3 separate regions of the Mus musculus genome follow, and regions 1 and 3 are each linked to region 2. The links are chromatin loops, found by intact Hi-C in ENCODE. Cell type or tissue: left cerebral cortex. All regions are shown on one strand.

Region 1 (8,000 bases), 120 kb before region 2:
AGTGTTAGGGCATGCCATAAGACCGCTGAGCACCCAGAACTTCTCTGAACCAAGGTTTGAGGAACGATAAAATGGAGAAGTTGGACTAAATGACCGCCAAGTTTGCTCTTGAGCCAGGACCCAATTTAAATACCTCTGAGAAGCACTGAGCCCCTAATCTAAGCAGCCTTTCTTCGCCATTCCAGTTGTCTCTGGCAAATGTCCCTCTAAATAGCTGTTTCCACAAGAAAATAAACTCTGCTGGTGGTACAAACACATCTGCTGCCCTCATGGGGCTCAGCGCTGGGGCTGCGTTCTCCTGGGACACGCGGTGACATGCAGCTGTTGGAGGGGAAAGACATTTCCCAGCAGCTGGATCACGGGGAAGTATGAGACAGGCAGCAGAGCTGCAGCTTGTGGTGGTCACGAAACACATGGATAGGGCCCACTCCGCTGCCCTGAGGGAAGCTCGTGTGGTCATACGCATGCATGCTGTGTCTGCAGAGCTCATATGGCTACTTGCATGCCTGCCGTGGTGTCCTGGTCCCTCTGCTCACCTGACATGCTCCTCCAGCAAAGCTAGGTGTGGAGAAGGCAGATTCTCAAGACCCTAAGGAGAAGGTGGAACTTAGCTTGGTGAGATAAAGGACCAAGCCCCACATAGATGCTGTGGCTAGATATCCCAATGATTCCAGCCACCTCAATACACACACAGGCACATAGGCAAGCACATACGTACTCAGGCCAATGGGGAAGAGAGAGACTCTTTTCATTGTTTTCTTTTTGAATCTTACTATATTGCCCAAGCTGGTCCCAAATTCCCAAGCTGGTCCCAAATTCCTGGGCTCAAGTATTCTTACCTCAGCCTCCCAAAGAGCTGTGATGAGAGGCACGTGTCCCAGGCCTGTTCCAAGATCCACTTTTTTTTTTTTAACCTATTCTGCATCCTGTCAACAGTCCTGTCTCCCCACTCCCAGCCCCCATCTGCACCTCATTGAATGTCCTCTTGGCCCCAGGCCAGCAGACAGCAGCTCCCAGGAACGGATCAACTCATGTATACACAGAAACACCCAGACCTCTGTGACCCCTCTGGAGGCAAGCTTGTCCTCTCCCCAGGGTCTGTGTTCAGAAGTCAACACCGAAAGCATGACGTCATCAGGCCCCCATGCTCAGACCTGACCACTTACTTTTCTTGCTACCCAGTACCAGCTTCGACTGGTTCGTTCAGTCGAAGCTGGTACCCTGACCTCTGCCTCGCAGGCTTCTCCAGCCCATTTACAAACGTGCCAACTTGGCTCGAGGGCAATTCAGATCCGGTGTTGACGTGGCATCCTAAATGGGCTCAAAGTGCTGGCCCATGCTGGTCTGAAGTCCTTCTACCAAGAAGCATCAGGTCCTGTCGATCTGCTCAGACCTCCCCTGGACTGCACACCTTAGGGTCGTCACCCATGTCTCCCTCAGGGCCAGAGAGGTTAGTGTTCAGGAGCCTGGCTCCTGATCAGCTTACTGCTCTCTCTGCCCCCTCTCCAGACATGGACTTCTTGGTTTGAGGTCAAGGTCCTTTCCCTCCTGTTCTCTTCCCCTGGAGGGCCCTTCCCTCAGAGAGACTCATCATATAAGGCTTTAGCATCACTCCACAGGGACTTTCTCTGACCCCTGCCTCAGGATTGTGTCTGCAGACAGAGCAGACACAAAGGTCTCAGTGCACCTACCGGGAGGATCAAGTATCAGCGTGTTGGGTTAGAGCAGTGGTTCTCAACCTGTGAGTCATGACCCCTTGGTGGGGGTGGGGGTGGGGCGGGTCAAACAACCCTTCAACAGGGGTCACCCAAGACCATCGGAAAATATTTACGATATTTACTTTTTATGATTCATAATAGTAGCAAAATTACAGTTTTGAAAAAGCAACAGAAATAATTTCATGGTTGGGGGGTCACCACAACACGAGGAACTATATTAAATAAGGGTCACAGTATTAGGAAGAATCATTGGGCTAGAGAGGCAGCTATAAGATGCCAAGGTGGGCTAGTTCCACTCTAAGGTTTCAGACACATGTCACTTTGACCCATGTCCAGAGTCCAAAGCTTGTCCCATGGCCCTGCCTGAACAAAAGGTAGAGAATGCAGAATAGCTGACATGGTAATGTCACCTCTCCTTGCCCTGATGCCCTTCCTGCTGTGTCCCCATCCCCCCAGAAGCCTGTGTACAGCACTGGAGGAACACCAGCAACTAGGGATCAGTCCTGATTGCTCAGAGCCAGCAGGGACTGAGGCTGCATACAGCTGGCTACCTTCCTTCTCTCTCTGCTTGTCTCTGCCAGGCCTCCGTTTGCCCAGTCTGGCCTGTGCCCAGCTGAGGAGCACGTTCCAGCAGAGACAGTCCCACATCCACCCAGGGGCAGCCCCTTCTTCACCTGAATTTGCTACAACCTACAATCCAGTGGCCCAAGAGAAGTTCCTCCCTGTCAGAAGAGCTATGAACATTTCTTCCTGAGGCAGAGAACCAGACAGTACGTGCCAAGAGGAGCAGCATTGTTGGGGGTCCCTGAAGGCTGCTTAGAGGCTGGACTTCAATACTAGGTTGGGTAATACACAGGTATGGCTCACCCAACCACCCACTCAGACCAGAGTAGGGGGCTTCCTCCTCCTAGAACCTGCCTCTTACTATGGTTTGTGAGGAACATGCCCACTTACTCCATGGAGACTGAAGTCCCCTAGTATTCCTGGTGTTCAACTCATCTAGGTGAACTCATTTTTGGTGTGCAGGGAGGCTGGGATAACAAGCTTCTAGAACCTTTAAGCCATCCCTGTGTGTTTTTGATTTCTCATTGCTTTCTACAAGGGCAGATATGTGTTTGCAGAGTCTAAGGGAAGTCTTCTTGAGCTTGTGGGAAAAGATTCCAACCTGGCAGGTGCTATTTTGGAGAGGATAAAAGAGGAAGGGGCCAGGACTCTCTGGAAGCCTCCAGAAGCCAAGACCAACAAGCAGGGGAAGGCAGAGGAAAAACCCACCAAGATGACTACCCTGAGTGCCAAGACCTGTCCTGAGCAGCCCTGTCCCTCTGCACCAATGGTGTCCCAGTGTTTCTTGGGAAGCTAAGTGAGGCTTAATGTCACAAAAAGGGTCTGCTGTGCAGTACACAGTCTTTCTGGGACAACTCTTCCTGGAGCATGCCTGTTAGCCCCAGCTGCTTCCCCTTCTGTCTGTCCCTTCATGGGGTGGAGATGCTAATTTTTGGCACATGTCCCAGGTATGCCCTCTTAGTCTTAAGAAGCTGACGATCACCCAAGGTCCCCACAGGACAGCCCAACAGCCCTGCCTGAGTCTGTGGAACAAGGTCAAATCAACACAAGCAGCCCCTTCCATCACCCACCTCGTTTCCCCAAGAATGAGCCCATAGCTATAAGGAAGAGATGCATAGGCTCCAGGTCCCAAGGCCAGGGCTTAGCCCATCCTCTCCTTGGGGCTCCCCTCACCCCAGAATGGGCCTCCCGGGGTCCCCTCCTTAGCTAGATGATTCCAACTGTAAATGCTCCCTGCAGGAGGTAGAGGCTCCCAGAGACCAAGCACCTAGCCACATCTCCAGTGGAGTACGCCCCTGAACTTACTGGGAAAAGATGGCCTCCCATGTCTTTCCTCTTGAGGTCTCCTTCTCACCACATGTCAGTGCCCAAGATAACATCTACAGGAAAGGGTGTGGCATGCCCATCAGTGGTCACCACCCATCCCAGGTACCCTCGGGACAACCTGGCTCAGCCATCACAGCCCATAGCCCCACCTATTCTCCCAAGGGCCTAACCAGGGTGTGCAGGGCTAGATCTGGTTCTGTTTTCTCATCATAGCTGCATGGTAAGGACACTGTTCCTCTGCCCAAATCTCCAGGCTGGGGAGATAACTAAACCACAGCCTTGAGGGGACAGCTTGGCCTGAGTCTGTGATTCAGGTTAGACCTTCATTTTCTGTCTCTAGTGTCTCTCCCCATCTCAAGGCCCAGTGACTTCAAAGCCCACCCTACCGCTCTATTCCACCCCAAGAGAAATAAGGCTTGAGGATGGGGGTGTAATCCCGGGATATCCAGCCTTCTGTATAACCCCGGGAGAGCCAGCCTTCTGCTTCCTGCAGGCGAGGTGCTACGCTCTCGTGTTGGATGGTGGAGGAAGCTGGCAAGGCCTGGGCTGTGTTCCCACTAAGCTATGATTCACCATTCCTGGTGGGCAAGCCCCCGCCTCCAGGCTTACTGCTCCAGCTTCTCCCTAAGTCACAACCCAGTCCCTGTGGGAGGACACATGGTGACCAGGCCTGCGAAGCACTGTGGTTCCTCCATGACTCTTTAACTGTGAAACATTATGATTCACCCAGGATTTGGTATACTGTAAAATACTGTTATTCATTCAGGGCTTTGTACATTGTGAAGCGCTGAGTGACTGTGTTCAGCCATTCATTCATAACAGGCTGAGACAAACTGGGGAGCAGGGACCAGGATCATGGGGTCACAGCCATCCTGTGGACAGACAAGCCTTCCAGCACCACCTACATGAAAGCCAGTGGGAACACACCTGCTGCCAGAGGATGGAGTCCCTATAGCACAGGAGAGAGCCACCAGGTTCTCCCTGACCCCCTACAGAGGAGGGGTGCTGGCTGGGACTGAGGGTCTGAAGTGAACTAGAGTTCACTAGAGTTCACCATGGGCTGGCTAGCGATTGTCCCTGGACGACAGGGCACCAGCACTTTCTACATTATTGGTGGTAGAGCCCCTACCATATCTCCAGCTATCGCAATTATTTTAATTAAGAAGATAAGCAGCGGCTTGTGAAATATTTAATTATAGTTATCAGATGACAATACTCAGATGAGTCAAATGGCCAAGTGGGTGCTGGTTTACACATCCCCCATTCAGACACCTGAGAAATTAACATTAGCAAAAACATAGCTGGGCTGTGACTGGCGAGACAGTGGGAAGCCACATCTCCCAACCCTTCCCAGCACTGTAAGGAAGGCACCATCTAACCCTGAATGTCCCAAGCCTAGGCCAGCACTGCAGTAGCTACTGGTATAGTCGCTGGGTCCTGAGTTCGGAGAGTGCAGCACATAGTTGACCAAAGTCATTGAGCTTAAGAACCTTCGGTCCAAGCTCCTGTGTTGCTTTCCACCCAAAGTACGCGCGCAGGATGCAGCCAGCATGGCTCACATCTGGGAGCACACCCTGGGCAGGATCCAGGGTCACAGCTGGGATAATACACAGAACCTAGTGAGATGTGACCCTGACCTTCATGTCCTGAAAGAAGTACAAAATGGCAGCCACAAGGCTATGGAGTTAGGAGCAAGGAAGCCACAGTGCCTCAAAACAGAGAAGGTTTCCTCCACAGAGAAGGACCTAACTTTGAGAGATGTCGGCTAGGAACAGTCTGGGCCTATAGGAGCAGCGACAGCTCTTGGTTGCAGACTTGGAATGCAACCTGAGCAAATTGGCCAGGTTCAGTCTGTGGCCAGGCTCAGTCTGCCCTAAGCCTGTGGCTGTGTGACCTCACTGGGACCCTTTGCCTCCCCTCATTAGAATCATTTAGGTCTGAGATGCTTTTGCTTTGCTTTGCTTTGCTTTTTAAATTAACACAAGCCAGAGTCATCTGGTAAGAGGGACCTTCACTCGAGAAAATGTTGCCATTAGATTGGCTGTTGGCAAGTCTGTGGAGGCATGTTCTTGATTGATGGTTGATGTGAAACCGCCCAGCCCACTGTGGGCTACACCACTCCTGGGCAGGCAGTCCCAGGTTATATTGTTTTTAAAACAAGCAGACTGATCCATCAGCATTCCTTCAGTGTCCCTGTTCCCTTCTACAATGGACTGTAATATCAAAGTACAAGCCCAGTAAACCCCTTCCTTCTCTAGTTGCTTTTGATCAATGTTTTATTGCATCAACAGAGAAACAAACTGGTACACTATCACGTTGGGCTGCAGGTCTTTTCTTTACAGAATGCAGAGTGACCTTAGCTGGCCTGGGCTGGGCTAGACAGCCGGTTAGTTGCAGAGGGGTGTCAAAGTTGCTTGATGGGGCTTGAGCTATCCAGAATAGGACCCCTCTAGCTGTAAGGGCTCTGAGGACCAAGGATGTGAGGGAGGGGCACAGGCTGCAGGAGCCTCCCTCACTTCTGCAGCTCCAGGTGGCTCCTCCTTATGGTACACGTCTCTGGTCTTCTTGGGTCTCAGGTGGCCTTCTCCCTGTGTCTGGCTTAGAGCTTCTTTCCTTTCTCATTTAGACCCTGGCAGTAGATTACAGACTGTCCTCGTTGTAAGATGATCACATCTTCAGATCCTTAATGGCCTCTGTGGACACTAAATAGGATCATGCTTGCAGGTATGGGGTTTAGGAGTAACTGTGGGAGGTGGGGGGGGGACGACTCTTTAATCCACTTTGCTTCACAGGAAGCCCCAAGGGTGAAATGAGCTGAGCACTCAATGTACCCATCCATCTGGAGCAGGCAACTCTTTTGCACAGACACCAGGACTCGGTGTCCTAGAGGCAGAATCGGGACTAAGAATTAGAACCAGGTGGATGGAGAGCATTCACCGTGTACTAAGGGACTTGTTAGTTCTCGAGCCTCCATGGGCCCCTCAGGGCAGAATGAAGCTGGCCCATCAGCTGGAGAGGCTGGAAGAGTTACTTTCACCACCGCACTCCCAGGCCTCACACCAGAATGCCTCAATTTATTGCTGCTGCTCTACTCGAGCTGAAAGGAATCACAAACGAAATTAGCCAGTGATTTAAAGGGAATTGATTTTATCTGAAAGCCCTCTAAGCAGGCCAGCTGATCCCATCCCCCACCCAGGGAAGGGAGCCATGGCTGCTGCCTTCTGATTGCCCCTTCCTGCACTTGATCTAATTTCCTGCCCTGGATGGCTCCTCCAGAGGCTGGCTCCCCTGTCTTTCTGCTGACACCTGAGCTGAGACTTAGGGCTTCGGACTGTGAAGGAAATTGAATTGCTCTTCTACTCAAGCCCAAGTCTCCTGGGTTAGTTGTACAGTCTGATCCGCAAAGAAAAGTGAGCTTCCTGCTCCCCGTATCTACCGCAGGAGCCGGCAGAGTCACCGCGCCTCTAAGAAGGGTGATGGAGAGTGTGCCCAGTTTGTACTCTACTCGGGGCAATCAGGCCCTGCTTTGGGAGGACGCTGAGATTCTCACCCAGAGTCTGTATAGCTTGTCCTTCAGAAGGTCAAGTTCTGACGTGGTGACGATGTCAACCCCAAAGTATGGAGACCACCCACAGGTGAGCATAGTACCGAGAGACGCCAGATCATGAGTACAACCCTCTGCCAGGATGGTGGCTGTGGCCCTTAGCCTCAAGTCCCATTAGCCAACTAGGTGGGTCTGGGAAGGCCTCTGCCACTCCAGACCCAGATCCTATAAGCAGCAGGACCCAATCTCCTTGCCATGTATCGAGGCCTGACTTGGTGCTCAGAGGCACATGGGGCCCTGCAAAACAGATGCTCTTTCTGCCTCTGTCTTTAAGAATCCTTATCAGTCAAGCTGTGATCCCCAACCCACACCCTGGGGCACAGTGCAGGCATTTCTAACTCTGTAGGGTCAGCAGACTGAGACTCACAGCACTAGCATTCTAGTCCTTCACTGGTCCTACCAGCCAGGGCCCTGACTCCCGTTTGACTGACAGTCAAGGGTGAAAGTGCTACATGCCTCCCCATGCAGAGGACCAGGGCAAGAGGGGGCGGGCCATGTGCCCTGACCCTAGTCATAGCCTCACACAGCCGATCCTTGCCTTATTTCTGTGTCCCTACTATGCCCTTGCCCTCCATCCTCCACCCTTGACATTTGGCTGCCTGAGCATCTGTTTTTCCTCAAAACCACCCACCTCAAGTCCAGATCCCACTGGCTGCCTCTCAACCCTGCATCCCCATGGCTGTCCCTCTGCCTGAAGGTCCTTCCTGTAGAGCCTCTAGTCTGATCCTCTGATCCCAGGCTGGACCTGGGATTTACATGTCTGACTTTTGGAAATGCCTATACACTGC
Region 2 (8,000 bases):
GCTCTATTCCTTTTGCCAGAGGTCACCTACCACGCTGCACCCAAGCCTACAGACCTGCCTCTGCCCCATTGCTCTAGCACCTAAATAGTCACGAAGAGGGACCGTAACAGTCGCTGGCAATCTGCATCAACTGAAGTCATCTGAGCTGATGAAGGCTAGTTTTTTTTTTTTTTTTTTTGGCCAGTTTTCAGCCCCCTCATCCTCCTCCAAAACACGTCAGACGAGAACTGGAGCCGCTCAGGGGCGGCTAGAAAGGGCGTATGGATGTAGGAGTTGTTGCTGGGGGGTGGGGGGCAGCAGGTGAGTAGGGAAGTGACCGGACCAGGACTGAGTAGTAGAAGCGCTAAGAGAGCAAGCCGGTAAGGTGAAGGATGGAAAGGAGCAAAGAGATGCCGAATTCGGCTGGGGGCGGGGAAGCTCCTGATTGGCCAGCGGAGGACGTGATGTCACGTCCGGCGAGGGAAGCCCTGCCTCAGCTGCCCCCCCCCCCCGCCCTGCCCCCGCCCCCACAGGTGGTGCCGCCGCCCTGGGTGCTGGGCTGGGGGGGACACCTTAGGGGACCCCGGACTCGGCCTTTGCACTCCAGGCTCTCCCCGCCGCCTCCCATCTCACCCAGGCAACGGAGCACATCGCCTGGGCTGAGAGAACATTCCCTCCTCTCCCTCCGGAGAGCGAAGGGGCGCCCGGTGCGCCCCGATCGTGCCCCGCCTCGCCCCGCCCCGCCCCGCCCGGGCGCTCCCCTCTTCCCGCCCGCGCTCCCCGCCCCTCCCTGCCCCTCTCCGCGGCCGCCGTGGGGCCGGGCGGGCGGCGGGGGAGGCGCCGAGCCGGGGCTGCGCGTTCGCCCGCCGCGCTCTAGGCGGCCCGACTGAGCGGCCGGACCTCGCGCCTCGCGCCTAGCTCCCCGCGCCGCAGCCGCAGCCGGCTTTTGTTGTCTCCGCCTCCTCGACTGCCACCGCCTCTGGACCACGAGCGTCGCGCGCTGGGACCTTGGCTCTGCCCTTCGCGCACACTGGGCTGAGCGGGCCGGCCGGGACCGAGGGAGGCGCGCACCGGCGGCCAGGGAGCCTCGGGCCCCGCCATGGAACTCCGGACCCGAGGCTGGTGGCTGCTGTGCGCGGCCGCCGCGCTGGTCGTCTGCGCCCGCGGGGACCCCGCCAGCAAGAGCCGGAGCTGCAGCGAAGTCCGCCAGATCTACGGGGCTAAGGGCTTTAGCCTGAGCGATGTGCCTCAGGCAGAGATCTCGGGTGAGTAAGGGCGCTGCGTCCGGGGGCACCGGACCCTAGCACTCGGGAGGTCTGATCTGGGCCCCTACCCGCGCCGCAGCTAGCCCCGGGCGCCAGAACCCGCCGCCTGGACTTGGAGTGGCCTCCTGCTCCTCAACTGGTCTATACCCCACGGCCCTCGCCCCCGAGCTCCGATCCGCTCTGTTGCTGCCCAGTTCCCAGCCACTACGCTCTAGAGTCCCTTCCCCATAGCAATCTGCGCTCCCTTTGGGTTAGGGTTGTTGCTGGGCGTCTTTGGTCCCCGGCTTGGCCCACTGTGCTGGCGGGGCAGCAATCCCAGCTCCGGGACAGCGTGCCTGCCGCCCTTGCGGCGAAGCAAGCGGTAGCTCTGGGACGGTCTATTGGGTCGCATATCCCGGTTGCAGTGGGCTAGGAACTTCTCTATGCGGATCTCTCCCAGAGGCGTCAAGGGTTCTGCTTAGGAATTTACGCGGATCCACAGCAGGAGCCGCCTAGGTGGGATTTATGGGGGAGATCCTACACTTCAAGCCTGGGTTCTAAGGAAATGTGAGCCCGCTGCGCGATTCAGGGGACCCCAGGGCTCGAGGGGATTCCTACCTAGGAACTTGTGCCCGCCAGCGCCCCTATCCTAGCACACTCGTGGTCTGACCGGGCGCTCCGGGCCGCCTGGAGCTGCGAGCCCAGCTGCAGGTGGTCGGCGTCTTGGATCCCGCCCAGGGGCCTTGTCATCTCTTTGTAAGAAGAGCGGCCCTCCTGGCGGCGGCCTCGGCCCTGCAGCTGCTGAGAGCAGCCCTTCCCCTCCCTTCCCTTCCCTGCTGCCTCAGGAGCTCTGGGAACCGAATCTTTATGAGCTTGGAGTGCCTATGCAATGTCCCAAGGACCTCCCAAGCCCCAGGCTTTGCTCTTAAATGTGTGGGGAGCTTTCCTGGATAAGTGTAACACCAGGGCCTTGGTGAGCAGGGAATTCCTGCTGTGGGATTCTTCTGAAACTGAGGGGGCTTGCAGACTAGAGACCAAACTCAACTGGTGTCGTAGGCACTCTGAATGAGGAAAGTAAGAGTATTGCCCAGAGGGGTGGCCTGTGGCCCCAACTTGCTTGGGAATGGCAGTAGATAGCCAGCCATGGAGAACCCTGTTTCTGGGGAGAGACAGAACCCACAAGACACATTGTGTGGCCTGAGTCTCTTGACTATCTCCCTCTCAAATGCCCTCAGAACAGGCCTTTCTATGCCTCTCTCTACATACAGCCCTGCCATTGCCAAAGCCACCTCCTACAGTTCTCTGGGCACTGTCACCCGGTGCCTGGCAGCAGCAGGTATAGTTTGGTTGGTACCCTGCTCACTCTACCCACCTCCAAACACACAGAAATAGGAACATATACCCTGACATCCTTGTGTATCTCTTATCCCTGCCAGACGTACCCTGCTCCGCACACATACCAGCCTGAGGCCTTCCAGCCTACATCTTACCTTGGCATGGATATGCCACCCATCTTAATGCCTTCTTGGAGACCTTCTTGAGCTTGTACCCACCCACAGCTACTGTGCCCGAGTAGGCAGGGACTGGCAATGTAGGCAGTGACAAGGGCAGTGAGAGGGCAAAATAAAGAAGCAGAGGTGTGGTCCTTCCAGAGAGCCTGGTTCTTACTACCCTGCAGTTGGGGAATGTGGGGGATTAGGAACAAGACAAGCAAAAGGCTTTGATGTCTGTGAGGACAGCCGTAGATGCCCATCCAGCTGGGGTGTGTAGGCACCCTGCAGAATTACAGCAGTCATACTGGTTGGGGCCCAGTGTTTGTTCAGAGACACCCTATTTATTGACATGCAAGGCTGGGGCCTATGTTTTCCCATCATCCCTATTGGTGCACCTCAGAACTGGTGCCACACTTTTCTGGAACCCCATGGGCTGCACCTCACAGCCCTCAGAGTGGGAGAATACCTCCAAGCCCCAGGGCACTAAAGAGAGTATTAGCATGTGGAGTGAGAAACAGGGTGACCTCCTAAGATAGCAGTAGCCCAAAGGGCAGCCAAGCTCAGGGTCCTGTCTGGTTCTGTGCCACCAGACCTGGACTCTGAGGACCAGGCGCCCTCTGGTGGCCCCTAATGGCGCAGTCCTCCCTGGAGCTCCTATGTAATCCCTTAGTTCCAAAGAGCTCCTACTTATAAGAAATATGGGAATACCCCAGGAGATAGGTGCCTGCTGAGGTTCAACTGGAGTCATTGGGTGATTAGGAGAGAGGAAGAGTGGCTCATGGGCAAATGGATGTCCTTTCCTGCCCCTGAGTCTTAGGGACCAGAAATAGCGGGAGACTTCCCTTTTATCAAACAGTACTATATGTAAGAGGCTGGCTCCTCACCGAAGGCACTGCTTAGTTTTCTGGATGGCCTTTCCAGGCAGCAGTGATGACAGCTGTCCCATTCTGTAGAGGAGAACTAGCCAGGGGCGGCCGCCACTACAGTGGTATCCTCCTTCTGTGCCAGGGCCCTGCCGGGGAGCAAGGTCTAGGTGAGGTTGCTAGGAGCCCACTGCTGAATCACAGCCATGGGCAAGCAAGTCTCTCTTAGCTGGCAGGACTGTTCTGGGCTATGTTCCTAAGTATACCCTCTGTAGTTAGCTCTATACCAGGGTTTTCCATTTGGATTCTAGGGTCAGAGACTACCCCTGCCTGGTCTCTGTTGTCAACACAAAGTCCATCCAGGCCACTGGCCACAACCAAGTAGGTTCTCTATAAACAACTGCAGATGAACACGTGTTTCTTGGCAGCTGTACCGCAGCCTGGAGGTGGAAGGTGGAGATGGCCTTAGCAGAGCGCACACAGCCCTCCTTAGGGTCCCCAGCCTGGGCAGAGTAGGGGCTGGGCATCAGAAGAACTTAAAACTATCAAGCTTCTATGTCCTAAAATCACAGTGTTCCTGTCTGCCTGCCAGCTAAGGTGGGCACCTCATACCAAAACCCCACAATGACTATTCACTAAGCTCCCAGCAGGACTCTAAGTCTCTATGTGAGCTTTGGCCTTCTGTACAGTAGTTCGGAATCCAAGGTCCTCTTGTTCCTGTATGCCCTTTCCACCTCTTAGGAGTTGTCTGACTTTCTGTAGAAGCCAACTAAGGTCTGTGGCTCTCAGAAGTCACTGGCACATTCGCCACCCTGGACTGAAAGTATCTGCGTGCCCTATTCTGCCCAGGAAGAGACACCCCTGTGTGGCTCAGCCTGAAGCCTGGGGTGGTCCTCATACCCTAGTGTGCTGCTTAGAGCTTGACTTTCATCATCCCCAGCACAACGGTCGTCGGGCTTACGTGTACCCAAGGGAGCCATGTTCCAGCACGGCCGTCTGCGTGATGCAATGACCTGGGTCCTTGCTGTAGCACTGCGGCTCTCGTGCTGGACAGGCCATCCTGTTTCTCCATGGAAACTTCCTCTCTTGGGCTCCAGAGGCTTTCTGCAGAGTCAGCACATACTGCACAGGTGATAGTGTCCATCAGCTGAGAGGGTTCCTGATGAACTGGCTCCAAAGAGGCATTTTCACAACTACCCCGGGAGCACTGGGTGAGAGGGACTGTGTGAGCCACTGGAGAGAAGAGGACATCAAGGCCAGAGAGGCCACATACCGTTCTTAGGGCATTGTCTGACAAATGCCAAAGCCTGTGCTGGCAGCTATTCCTCAGTAAAGCCGGAGCAGACCTCCTTTCTAAGGCTCTGTGTTCTGGAAGCGTCACACTGTCTCAGCTTGGAGACCTGAAGTAGGATTTTGCAGTGCAGGTTTTGTGGGCCTTCCCTAGCTCTAGACATATAACAGGGGTGACCCAAAGTGTGCAAAGAGGTATCGTGACTGCCTCCTGTGGGCCGAGGACAGAACCTCAGATTGTCAATAACAACAGAGAGGCAAACTGATCTTGATGAGACTAGGTCCCAAAAGAATAGTAGGCAGACGCCCTGTACACAGGGCTAGCCAAGGAATATGGTAGGGGCTCTGACAATGATAGTGACACTAGAATACTAGTGCAAGTCTCTACTGACAGGCCTACTCTCACCTCACCCGCCAAAGTACTGGGGCTTTACTGTCATGTATGCCAGCCAAGCAACGGGATGCACTTTAGAGCCAGGTAGGTTCAGCCAGTGTACGAACACACCTCCATTTATACCATGGGTCCTGTAGTCCAGCTGTCACTTGCAGGGACAGGTGGACTCTTTCTTAAACAAGACTGTCCTCTTCAGGCTGGGTCAAGAGGGATTTCAGGGTCTTTGCTATGTCAGAACATAGGCAGAGCCTCCACCCCCACCCCGCCCCTGAAGTTCAAGCCTCTGTCCAGCCCTGACCTACCCTGACTGTGGGCACAGTCATGTGGTGTTGGATGCTACCCATGTCCTTTAGTGGCTATAGGCTGTTGCCTCTCACCTGGAACCCAAGCACCTTGCTGATGCCCTACTGGCAGCGTTTCTTGGTGGTGATTAAGAGCAGGCCTGGGTCGGCACCTGTATTGCTCGAATTCTCCCGTATGTTTTGAGGCATGGTTCCCTAGGTTGATATGGTCCTCTCTTCCTTGAACTCAGCTCCAACACCACCACCCACACCATAAAGATTCCATTGTTCTGGGTTCTTACCAGAACACGGGGGAAACCAGGGGTGCCTAGACGTCTAACTTGTTGCCCATCAGCACCCCATGCCAGGGAAGCTCTTGAGTGTGAGGGGAACTCCCTGCCACCCATTGAGTGACAAGCATCCTTGGTGACTCCCTTAGGAGCCACCTACCCTCAGCTCCTCCTCTGCCTATGCCCACAGTATTATCTCCCACTGGATTCTCATTGCCCTGGCATATAACTCCATCCCCCTAGACCAGTCCCTCCTGTGCTCACTCAGGGCCACCTCTGCCACTGTTGTCCCCAACATTCCCTGACAGGCATATACACTCCTGCTCTGAATCTCACCTGAGCAGGTCTTGGGTCCATTTGTATGGTGAACACTCCCAAGTTCTCCCTGTGTGCCAAGCAGGGGACCAGCCCTGGAAATCCTAGTGTTTTCATTTCCAGAACCACAGTACCAAAGCAAATGGGAAGATGTGACTGCAGACATTGCTTCATGGTTGGGGTACTGGGAGCCTGAGGCCAGGCACCAGACAGGGTTATTCCCTTTCTGCAGCGGAGGGAGAGCCCAGTGTCTCCCAGCATCCTTGAGATGTGCTGGTGTCCCTGACTTAAAAACCCACACTTTAATCTTTGCATAGCTTCTCCCATACATCTATTTCTTATAAAAACACAGTTTTAAAAAGAACAGTTGTCTTGGATTAGGGCCCGCTCATATACTCTTAATAGTTAATGTCTGCAGAAACCTCACAAATATTCTTGAGTTTGAATGGGGGAATCATACTCGCATGTACGGGGTTTTGGGGACTCAGCAAGGAAGGACCCCATGATGTCTACGTCTCATTCTCGGTACTGATTCAGCATGTTCTGTCCGGCTGCTGAAATCTCGGCTCTCTGTTTCATTCAGAGTCACACCTTTCCCCACCTGCTCCTTACCTTGCCCACCTGAAGTCCTCTCATCAGAGCTTCTCCCCGTGGCTGACCCCTGCCTCCCCAGAAGACCTTCCTTCCACGTCAGGTGGCAGGCCAGGGTTTTCTTGCTGATATGCTAGGTCTAACGATGCTCTCTCAGTGGCCGGACCCATAACTGCTAACCAGTGAAACATCTCTGTGGTATGTCACAGAGCCAGGATCGTAGTCTGAAGACCCCTGGCTGGCAGTCAGTGGCACCAGAGGTCCTCAGACAGACCACCTGTGAACAGAAGAGTCAAGCCAGATGGGAGGCTCAACCCTAGGACAGATTTTCAAGGAAAGCGGAGAGCAAGGGGCGGAGACAAGACTGGGTTTGGTGGAAAGCCCCAAAGCATGCCAAACAGGCCGTCTCCCCCGGGGCCAGGGCCAGCCAAACAGGCTGCTGCTCACTTGTACAAAACGCTCCCTAGATCCTGAGGACTTGGCCAGGTGACAGGGCAGCCCCTGAGGGCTCCGTCAATCTTGCTCCCTGGCCATCTGCCCGATCTCCCCCAACCCTGGGAAGCCAGGGCCAGGACAGAGAGGAAAACAGACCAAGAGCAAGCCCTCTGTGGACCGAACCCAGAGGCCAGTGCCAGGAGGTCAGCATGCTGTGTCTTTGTGTGGGCGCCACAGGTGGATGAGGCGAGCTCAGTTGGCCTCTAGCCAGTGCTAGGGCCTGTGTCTGGGTGGCTCAGAAAGGAAGCCCTGTAATCTACCTAGGGGATGAGTGCTCCAGAGCCGCTGGTGGGCAGAGCACTGCTTAGCATGCACATGGGAAACTGAGTCCCAGAGATTAAGCCAAGGTGGAGCCTCTCTAGAGGTCCAATACCCTGACTAGTTCCTATTTATAGTCTGAGTAAGTCAGTGGCCCAGCCCAGAGTTGGCAAGTGCCTGTGTGGGTCCCAGCTTGTGGTACTAACCTGAGTACTCACACTGCCTTATTTAAACTGAGGAGACCTTTAAGTAAGCCTGTCTCATAGGTACTGAAATAGTGTCCACGCTGCAAGAGTGAGACCATAGGGCGGAGATCTAGTTCTCAAGCCACAGACTCCCTCAGGTGCAAAAAGGGACAGAGGACTAAGGCATCAGAAGCCAGCACTGGAAAGATCAGGTTAGGGGAGCGTGTCCTAAAGGGCCTTGGCTAGCTGACTGAAGGGACAGAGGTACAAACTCAGCACATCCTCAGCTGTCCACACCCAGGTAGATCTTTTAAGGTCAGAG
Region 3 (8,000 bases), 220 kb before region 2:
TTTCTCTACTTCCTAATTTATATCAATGCCCAACTGTGTTATAAACAAAGATCTGTTTCTGTTTTTAACCATCTGCCTTTAAAATGACCTCAATTATGTAAATGCAGACTAATGGCAAGTTTCTAGAAATAGCTGTTAGGTTGTGCAGAGCTTTGCCTTGCCCCCGTGTTTGCCTGTGTATCTAAAATGCTAGGGAAGCAAAAAGAATCAGGAGACATTTTTGAGGCGCCCTGGTTCTCACCTGCATGGCCCTAGCCTATCCTACACTGCCACCTACTGGGCACTGATGGTACATTAGTGGTTAATTTTTCTCACCTGTGCTGCAGACCCCACAAGCAAGGACCACCCACCGCTAATTTATTTACTGATAAAGGCCTTATCAGATGCACGTGGCAGCCCGGGCCTTAGCCTCAAATAATGAAACCCTGTTGGGTCTAAGCTCATCTGTTTTCACTTTAGATCCTATTGTTTGAGAGAAGAAATGAAGTGTCCATGGAAAGAGTTTCATAGAGTGTCTCAAATTTCCTGTTAATGTCTTAAATAGAAATAATTTTAGAAGAGTAAATATTTTTTTTTAAAAAGAAAAGACCTTAAATACTTTAAGCCATTATTCGATATTTTGACCAAGAAGAGGAACTTCCTATCTCTGTTTCTCCTTACAATGCCAGGAACAAAGAGAAGTATATCTTCACATGCTGTGATCTCTCCTAGAGAAAGTACATTAACTTTATCCATCAGATGATACCAATAAGAAAAATGGCTCTGAACACAAAGGACATTTCCTTCCTTAGCTAACGTTACAAAGGATAGCAAGGCAACAAATTGGAAAGTCATAGTCCCCCTTCCACAGGATGCTGTTCAGTTAGGGCCTAGAAGTCTTAGCAAAAATGGGGGTCTAAGAAGGGAAAGTGTGAGGTTGCCGTTGTAAAGCTGTGTGGTAGGATCCTCAGAGAGTCTGATCCAGTTCCCTACTCCTGAGGCTGAGCTTTGCCCATAGCAATTAGCACAAGCCTGGGAGGGCAACCACGGGAGTCTTGGCATGCACTGGAGGAAGACAAGAGGCTTCCGTCTAAATAAGGCTTAGATCTAAAGTGTGCTGGTTAATGTGGTCTCTCACCGAGACAATGCCTTGGACAGCTCTCCTACTTTATCCAATGCATGGCAGTGGCTTAGAACATCCATAGCTTCATCTTTCAAGCAATGTGAGTGCTCCCATCTGGCTCAAGAAGAGAAGACAGAAACCTCTGTGGGAGTCTCCACCTCTAACGTGGCTGGCATGCAGTAGATTCTAGGTAGATCTTCAGCCAGAAAGGGTGTGTGTGTGAAGAAATGAAAGCAACACAAGCCAGAAAGAAACTCTGCTATGTGCAAAATTCAGTCCCAGGAGTAGTGAACTGGACCAGGCTCTCTGAGTAGAGAAGCAGCCATCACAAAAAACTCATCATTGATACTTCAGAGGATACCAGGCACCACCAGGATGGGTAAGCAGTCTAATGTGCTTTGTTCAGAGAGAGAGAGAGAGAGAGAGAGAGAGAGAGAGAGAGAGAGAGAGAGAGAGAATCCCCTAAAGGTGTCATTGACATCAGAAGATGTGACCCAATGTGCCAGCTATGCAGCAAATGTCCTTCTCAGAGACCTCTACTCAGTAGTAGCCAGTTCAGGGTGAGCTTGGTGAAGCAGATCTGGGGTCCATTAAGAAAAAAAGAAAAGCAAGCTAGGCATAGTGGCACATGGTTTAATCCCAGCACTGGGGAGGCAGAGACAGGTAGATCTCTGTGAGTTTGAAGCCATCCTGATCTACACAATGAGTTTCAGGAAAGTACCCTGTCTTGATAAACACTCTGCCCTAGTGCTCTCTCTCTCTCTCTCTATATATATATATATATATATATATATATATATATATATACACATATAATTAGAAATTATATATACACATATATATAATTTGTATGTGTTATGTTTTATTATGTTTTTACTCAGTTTTAAGTCATCTGCCAGTGTCCCTGTTTTGTTTGTTTCTGAGAGACATAAAGATATATATATATATATATATATATATATTTCTCTTATGTATCTTATTGAAAATTAATGTGTACTAGTTGCACATCCTTATGTCTGCATAGAATGTATTTTGATCAGAATCCCCCCATTGCCCTTACTTCTCCCTCCCATTTCTATTGATAGCCTTACTTTTCCTGTCCCCATTTCTTTTAGTTCCATTTTTAAGGGTGTAAACAAATGAGCTTAATTAGAGTCACTACAGAAGCATGAGTTATTTACAGGAGCTTGGAAAACTTGCCTAGGACTACCAGTTATGACCATCTCTGGCCTTTTCCCCAGGAGTCATTAGCGGTCCATAACCTATTAGCATAAACATAAATATTTATTAACTTCTTATATTCTATTAGCATAAACATGAATATTTATAAGGCGATTTGACAGGCATGCCTTGTGCAGTGGACAGTGGTTATTGCAGAGATCTCATAGCTGGTCAAAGTACTGAGAATAAACAACTGTTGAAAGCTCACCCCCAAACGGAACATCTCTCTTACGCCATCTAAGGCTCAAGAAACCTTACAGAGAAGGGAAAGACTTAATGTAAGATCAAGAAGATGAGGCATTGTTTTCCGTGCACAGCATAGCCAGTGTGCTCTTGAGTCTCAGCAGCTGTGATTCCTTCACTTGCACAAGGTGGGTGTGACTAGGTTTACAGTATCAGATGTGAAACCTCTCCTGTAGTGTGGGCCTCAAATCCAATCAGAATATGGTTGGTTTCTTGCACCACGATTGCGCTGGTGGGCTCATGTTACGTGGCAAGTCAGTAAGCATGCAGTGTCCACCACTGAGTACAGTCAAGGGTGATAATTCTCAGGCAGCCTGCGCAGCACTTTCTGCTGCTATAGCATCCAAGCAGCCAACCCCTGAGCTTGTAGCTCAGTTCCAGCTTGATTCCTCTCTGCCCTACCAAAGCATGTGACATCTTCATCCACCTTCTTTATACATTTTAAGACATTCTTGACTATAGACAACATATTCTTCACCTGTCCTGATTGACTGAACATTTTATTATGACACATCTCTTTATAGGTGAACATCTTCCTTAATCCCTGCGATAACAGATAATCAAAGTTTTCATGACAACAATTTCAGGCATTTTCCTTCCATATTTTCTAAATATTCATAGGAAAGTTGTGTCTCTTCCACACCAATTAGGCTCTTACGTCCAAGCTGGCACAACTCTGGATCACTGTTGGGCTCTCATTTGTTTGTGTTTGCTTCTGAGACAGGGTCTCACTAGTAGCTCAAGCTGGATTCGAACATGTGACCCTCCTGACACAGCCTCCACAGTTAATGATTACTGCCATAGACCACCATGCATATCCTGATACTTTGCACTGATTCATGCTTTCATTCTATTTACTTGATTATGAAGCCAAATTAAAGTGACTCCAAATGGGTAAAAAAGAGACCATTTTATTTTATTTTATTTTATTTCATTTATATGTGTTTAATGACAGGCTACATATCTGCATGAACATTTATAAAGAACAGTTTGTATAAATATTACATGATAAAAGTTTGTTTCATACCTATTTTGAATTTCATTATATATGTTAATCCTGTATTACTTTTGTTCTTAATGGTATACATTTTTCCTGAAATATATAAGAAAATATCATATCATTTTAGCTCAAGCAAATTCACAATTACAGTGGAGTGAAACACGGATCTGCTCTTGGGTTCTTGCTGACACAAAAAGTAATGACCACTAGAGGGTAATGATGAGCCAACTTGGCATTATGAGATGGTCTCTAAAGAGGTAGATGGAGCCAAATGTTTTCCAGCATTTCCCACATAAGTGTACACATGAGGACATGAAGGCCAAAATTAAATGTATAGTCTCCTTTAAGATCCAAAGAAAATACAAAGGTTCTTTCTCAGAGGACAGTATTTATCTATGCACCAAAGAACAATCTGTTCTATTCACAGAACACTATCGCTGCCACCATTTTGGAACCCTCATTGAATTAATGAAACTGGGCAGTGCCATCCGTGACTGTTTCCATACAGAAGAAAACAAACAGGTACAACTTCTTCTGAGAAGAGTCCTATGCCTACCACTATACAGATGGTCAACGATGCCTAAATAATGATAATAACTATAACTGGATTCCAATCAGGGCTCTAGATTCAACTGACAGGGGACAGACAGGATGGAGCTGTGTCTCAGAGCATCAGTGGAATGACACTATTACGTTTGCTCCATGGGAGAGTCTACATATCTATTTTAAAAATAAATGCAACCATCATCCTCTGCTTCTTCATAAACAATAGCAACAAAATAAAGTGATAGGAGAGCCCTGCGTAGAAGCCATCACAGATCTGAAAGATCATTGTTTGAGCTTATTTGAAGAGCTGCACAAAAATCACATCATATAATGAGGTTGTAGCACGTGTGGATGCTGATGGATACTTGATGACATCGGGGAATTATTTTCCATTAGAGAATGGAAATGCTACTGGGCACCCTTCTAAAAAATAAATGCTTTACATTTTAAAGCTGCACAGAAAATACATATTAAAGAAATTATATGATGTCTGCTACTTGTTTTGAGATAATGCAAGGCTCTGGGTGCTGGGGTGGGGGAGGGGAGATTCCATAGTACTTGCCCAAGCTCACTGAGATGATTACTATTAAAGTTGAATGAGTGGTACTTAAAGCTTGCTATGCTAGTCTGCTTTTGTGCATATTGTAAATTACCATAATCATAGCTGCCAGATTGTCTCTTTTCATATAATTTTTTTTCCTTAGAGGCAGAGAATCACTGTGTAGCCCCGGATGGTGTCAAATGCCTAGTCCTCTTGCCTCCACCTTCCAAGGGCTGGGACTCCGGGCACTCCTTGTGGCTCACACCTGCACACTTCCATGTTAGATCTTCTCCATTCTTTTGCTTCTAAATTGCTCTTTAACCATCCAATTCTCCATTCTTCCTTGAAAATCATCTTCTCTCACCACCGCCTCTTCTCTGTAGGACCACGGGCTCTGACAGATGTTGTGAGTCACAGAGTAAAAGTTGGGTCACTCATTCATTTGTTTTATTTTGTGACCAAATTAAAAATGTTGCTAGATGCTAAAGTGCTATTTTATATAAAATATGACTTAAGACTCTGCTTCCAATGTTGGTGTTTTAGTCACATTGCTGTGATTGACCAAAGCCAACCTCAACAGGGCTGTCTCAGCTTGCTTTCTATTGCTGTGATAAACGATCATTACCAACTTGGCAGAGGAAAGGTTTTATTTGGCTTACTCATCCTGAGTCATGGTCTATTGAGGGAAGCCAAGGCAGGCAAAAACCTGGGGTCAAAAACTGAAGCAAACATTATTAAGGAACACTGCTTTATTGATTTGCTCTCCATAACTTGTTCAACTTGCTTTCTTACACACACACACACACACACACACACACACACACACACCAGGAACCTCTGCCCAAGAATGACACTGTCTTCAGTGGTAGGAGCTATTCCAGATTTCAACAATCAAGAAAAAGAACCCCAGGGCAATCTGGTGAAAGCATTTTCTCCATTGGGGTTTCTTCTTCCCAACTGAGCATAGCTTGTGTCATGTTGACCATAATAAAACAAAACAAAACCACCCAGGACAAAACTCCTAGGCTGAAGGGCTTGTAACTCATGGATACCTAAGGAAACACTGGAAAGTAGATTCCAACTCAGAAGCAAACGTGGTGAGCAAATATGGACTGTGGTATGACAAGAAGCCACTGGTCACTCCGCCACAGCCTAAGCAGGCCGCTTAAATGTGATCTTTATTCGCTGAACTATAGCTAAAACTCTATGGTCCAGTGGTGCACTTGGGGATTTTCTCAAAGACTGTGGCCTAGTGGGCTGGCAGAAAGGAAATGACATATCCTCATAGGAAGTGCTATTTGGAACCATCACCCTGGCCAGAGGGTTGGATAGAGATAAACCGAGCTGTGTTGTATTCCCAGATGTTTTGGATTTAATTTGACCTGAAGAATTATTAGCAAAGATACACTAGGTCAAGCTGGGAGAGCATAGAACTGATGCTCAGAAGACACAGAGACAAACTTTCAACCTCCCCCTCCCCACAAAAGATTTCACTCACGTGGCTAACACAACAGAAGAAGAAAGAACATTGAACTCATCTACCTAGAGTCCTAATAGCACCGAGAGGAGCCAAGTGCTGCCTTGGAAAGAGTGGGGTGACCCAGTGCTGCGGAACAGGCTCCTCACATCGATATGGCCAGACAGAGCAGCAGCAGCAATGTCACAGGCCATATCGTCCCTACCTCAGGGGTGACTGCTCTGATGAGGTACACTGGATGCAGGGTCTCTCTCAATTACTTCTGCTGAGGACTGCAGGCTTCCTGCCATTCTGCCACATCTCTGTGTGGTGGCTAAAGAAACTCCATTTTATGCTAGGCATCCATTGGTACCCACTGGCCATTTGTCTCTAAATCCAGTCCCTAGAAGATAGGCTCCCAATAACCCTGACTCAGCAACTCCCACCTACTTGTTATGATATGACTAACAGCTCTTTTTTGGGATTCTGTAACTTGCTTATACAGATACCCTAAAATTGTTTTGGATCACTTACCTTGGCAGATCAGACCAGTTTTTGCTTGTTTGAGTAGGTATAGAAGGTTTTCTTGTGGTTTCCCCCTTTATTACAAATCTTTCCTTCACCCCTCCACCCCCTTCTCGTGGCACTTTCAAATTTGGCTCAGAGATTATTCATCCTGCTAGCAGTTAATCAATAAATCTCTTTTAATTACAATTAGATTGAGTCTTCCCAGGGGTCACAAACTCCATCCATAACAGAGGCAGAGGCCGCAGGCAGGCTGCAGCCCAGAAGCCCAGGGAATTGGAATCCCAACTGCCAGAGGCCAGTGCCTCCCTAATTAGCCACTGGAGGCTACACATCCCTGTTCTATCAGATACAGAGGCTCTTCTCAAGCAGGGTGACCCCGAAGGCAGGCATCTCCTCACATTGCCCAGCTAGTGGGGACAAGAGAGGAAGCAAGTATTGCATCTCTCTTCAGAAGACCCACATCTAATGTAGCCAGAATCTGCACAGCTAAAGTCTCGCAGGGACCCTGGTGTCCTCCTGTGTCCATGTTTACTCTGTTCCACTGCCCAGAAAGCCACAACTGATCTGAAAAGGAGACAGGACCAACCGACATCCACCTCTTCATGTTCCACAGAGACCAGGCGCAGCAGCACGGGGGCACTGGAAACTTGTATATTGGCTCTGTGACCTTGGAGTAGACCTGACTCTACCTAGAAAAGGTAGGTTCAATACGTCTCCGGGGCCTGACTCAGTAAGCTGGCATGTCCTGATCATCCCTGGCCTTCATACAAGTCAGAGTTATAGTTTGGTGAGGGGTGGGAGTGGGGCTCTACCCTTGTTCAATTCTGCAGATGGATAGGCTGCATCTAACCACACCATAGGAGACAGTAGTTCTGCTGGATCAGGAGGGTCAGGGCCAAGGGGAGGAGAAGCTGTCCCTTGCTGTCCCTTCATAGGCATTGTCAGTCAGCTCTCTCACAGCAGAGCAGCCTCCTCAGCCCTTGGCCAGCGGCCATTTCCACGGATTCTGAGGACACCCTGTATCCTTGAAACGCTGAGAGGTTATATTTGTTTTTCCTCCAGCAGGAATCAAGGGACAGCCTCGACATTAATATTCCCTGGCATTTTACACTCACTGGGAAAGGAAGTGTGATCCAGCAATGGGAGGGTTTAGGGAATCTCAGAGAGTGTGAAGGCAAAGTCAATACATTCATACCTTGAGTCTCACAGTGTGTGGTTGTCTCAGCTGGGTTCTTCTCACTCCACCTCCTGGACTGTTGAGGGAAGCAGTAGATACATCATTGGATTCACCCAGCCCAGATCTCTGAGCCACCTGAGGCAGCCCAGAACAGTGGAGAAGATACAGATCTCTCCTTAGCCAGGC

What was found. A loop is a pair of places that touch in the nucleus more often than their neighbours do. Peaks named below come from ENCODE experiments on the same cell type or tissue, not always from the same donor. Only the 100,000 strongest peaks of a DNase experiment are listed, where the experiment ranks them.
Region 1: it touches region 2 in a loop (2.7-fold over the local background); 16 of 42 quality-filtered maps call a loop at or near these places.
Region 3: a loop joins it to region 2, with 9 times the contacts of the local background. A loop is called at or near these places in 4 of 42 quality-filtered maps.

The regions. Positions count from the first base shown.
Region 1 is chr1:92,708,368-92,716,367 of GRCm38, forward strand. It overlaps Gm29483 (predicted gene 29483), which reads right to left. Exons shown (of 4, transcript NR_166120.1): 4 at 5,867-6,705. Among named protein-coding and RNA genes, the nearest start is that of Gm29483, 18 kb to the right of the region's middle. In left cerebral cortex, no CTCF peak of the experiment used is centred here; a DNase peak (open chromatin) is centred at 4,175.
Region 2 is chr1:92,830,854-92,838,853 of GRCm38, forward strand. It overlaps Gpc1 (glypican 1), which reads left to right and starts at 792. Exons shown (of 9, transcript NM_016696.5): 1 at 792-1,244. The coding sequence starts at 1,079. It overlaps Gm29481 (a long non-coding RNA gene), which reads right to left. Exons shown (of 3, transcript XR_003947946.1): 1 at 1,842-8,000. In left cerebral cortex, CTCF peaks have their summits at 1,992 and 3,337 (motif pointing left); DNase peaks (open chromatin) are centred at 417, 879, 1,165, 1,560 and 3 more places; H3K4me3 peaks cover 3,170 bases; H3K27ac peaks cover 2,981 bases.
Region 3 is chr1:92,610,944-92,618,943 of GRCm38, forward strand. No RefSeq gene overlaps it. Among named protein-coding and RNA genes, the nearest start is that of Olfr12, 4.9 kb to the right of the region's middle. In left cerebral cortex, CTCF peaks have their summits at 272 (motif pointing left) and 3,781 (motif pointing right); DNase peaks (open chromatin) are centred at 267 and 3,781.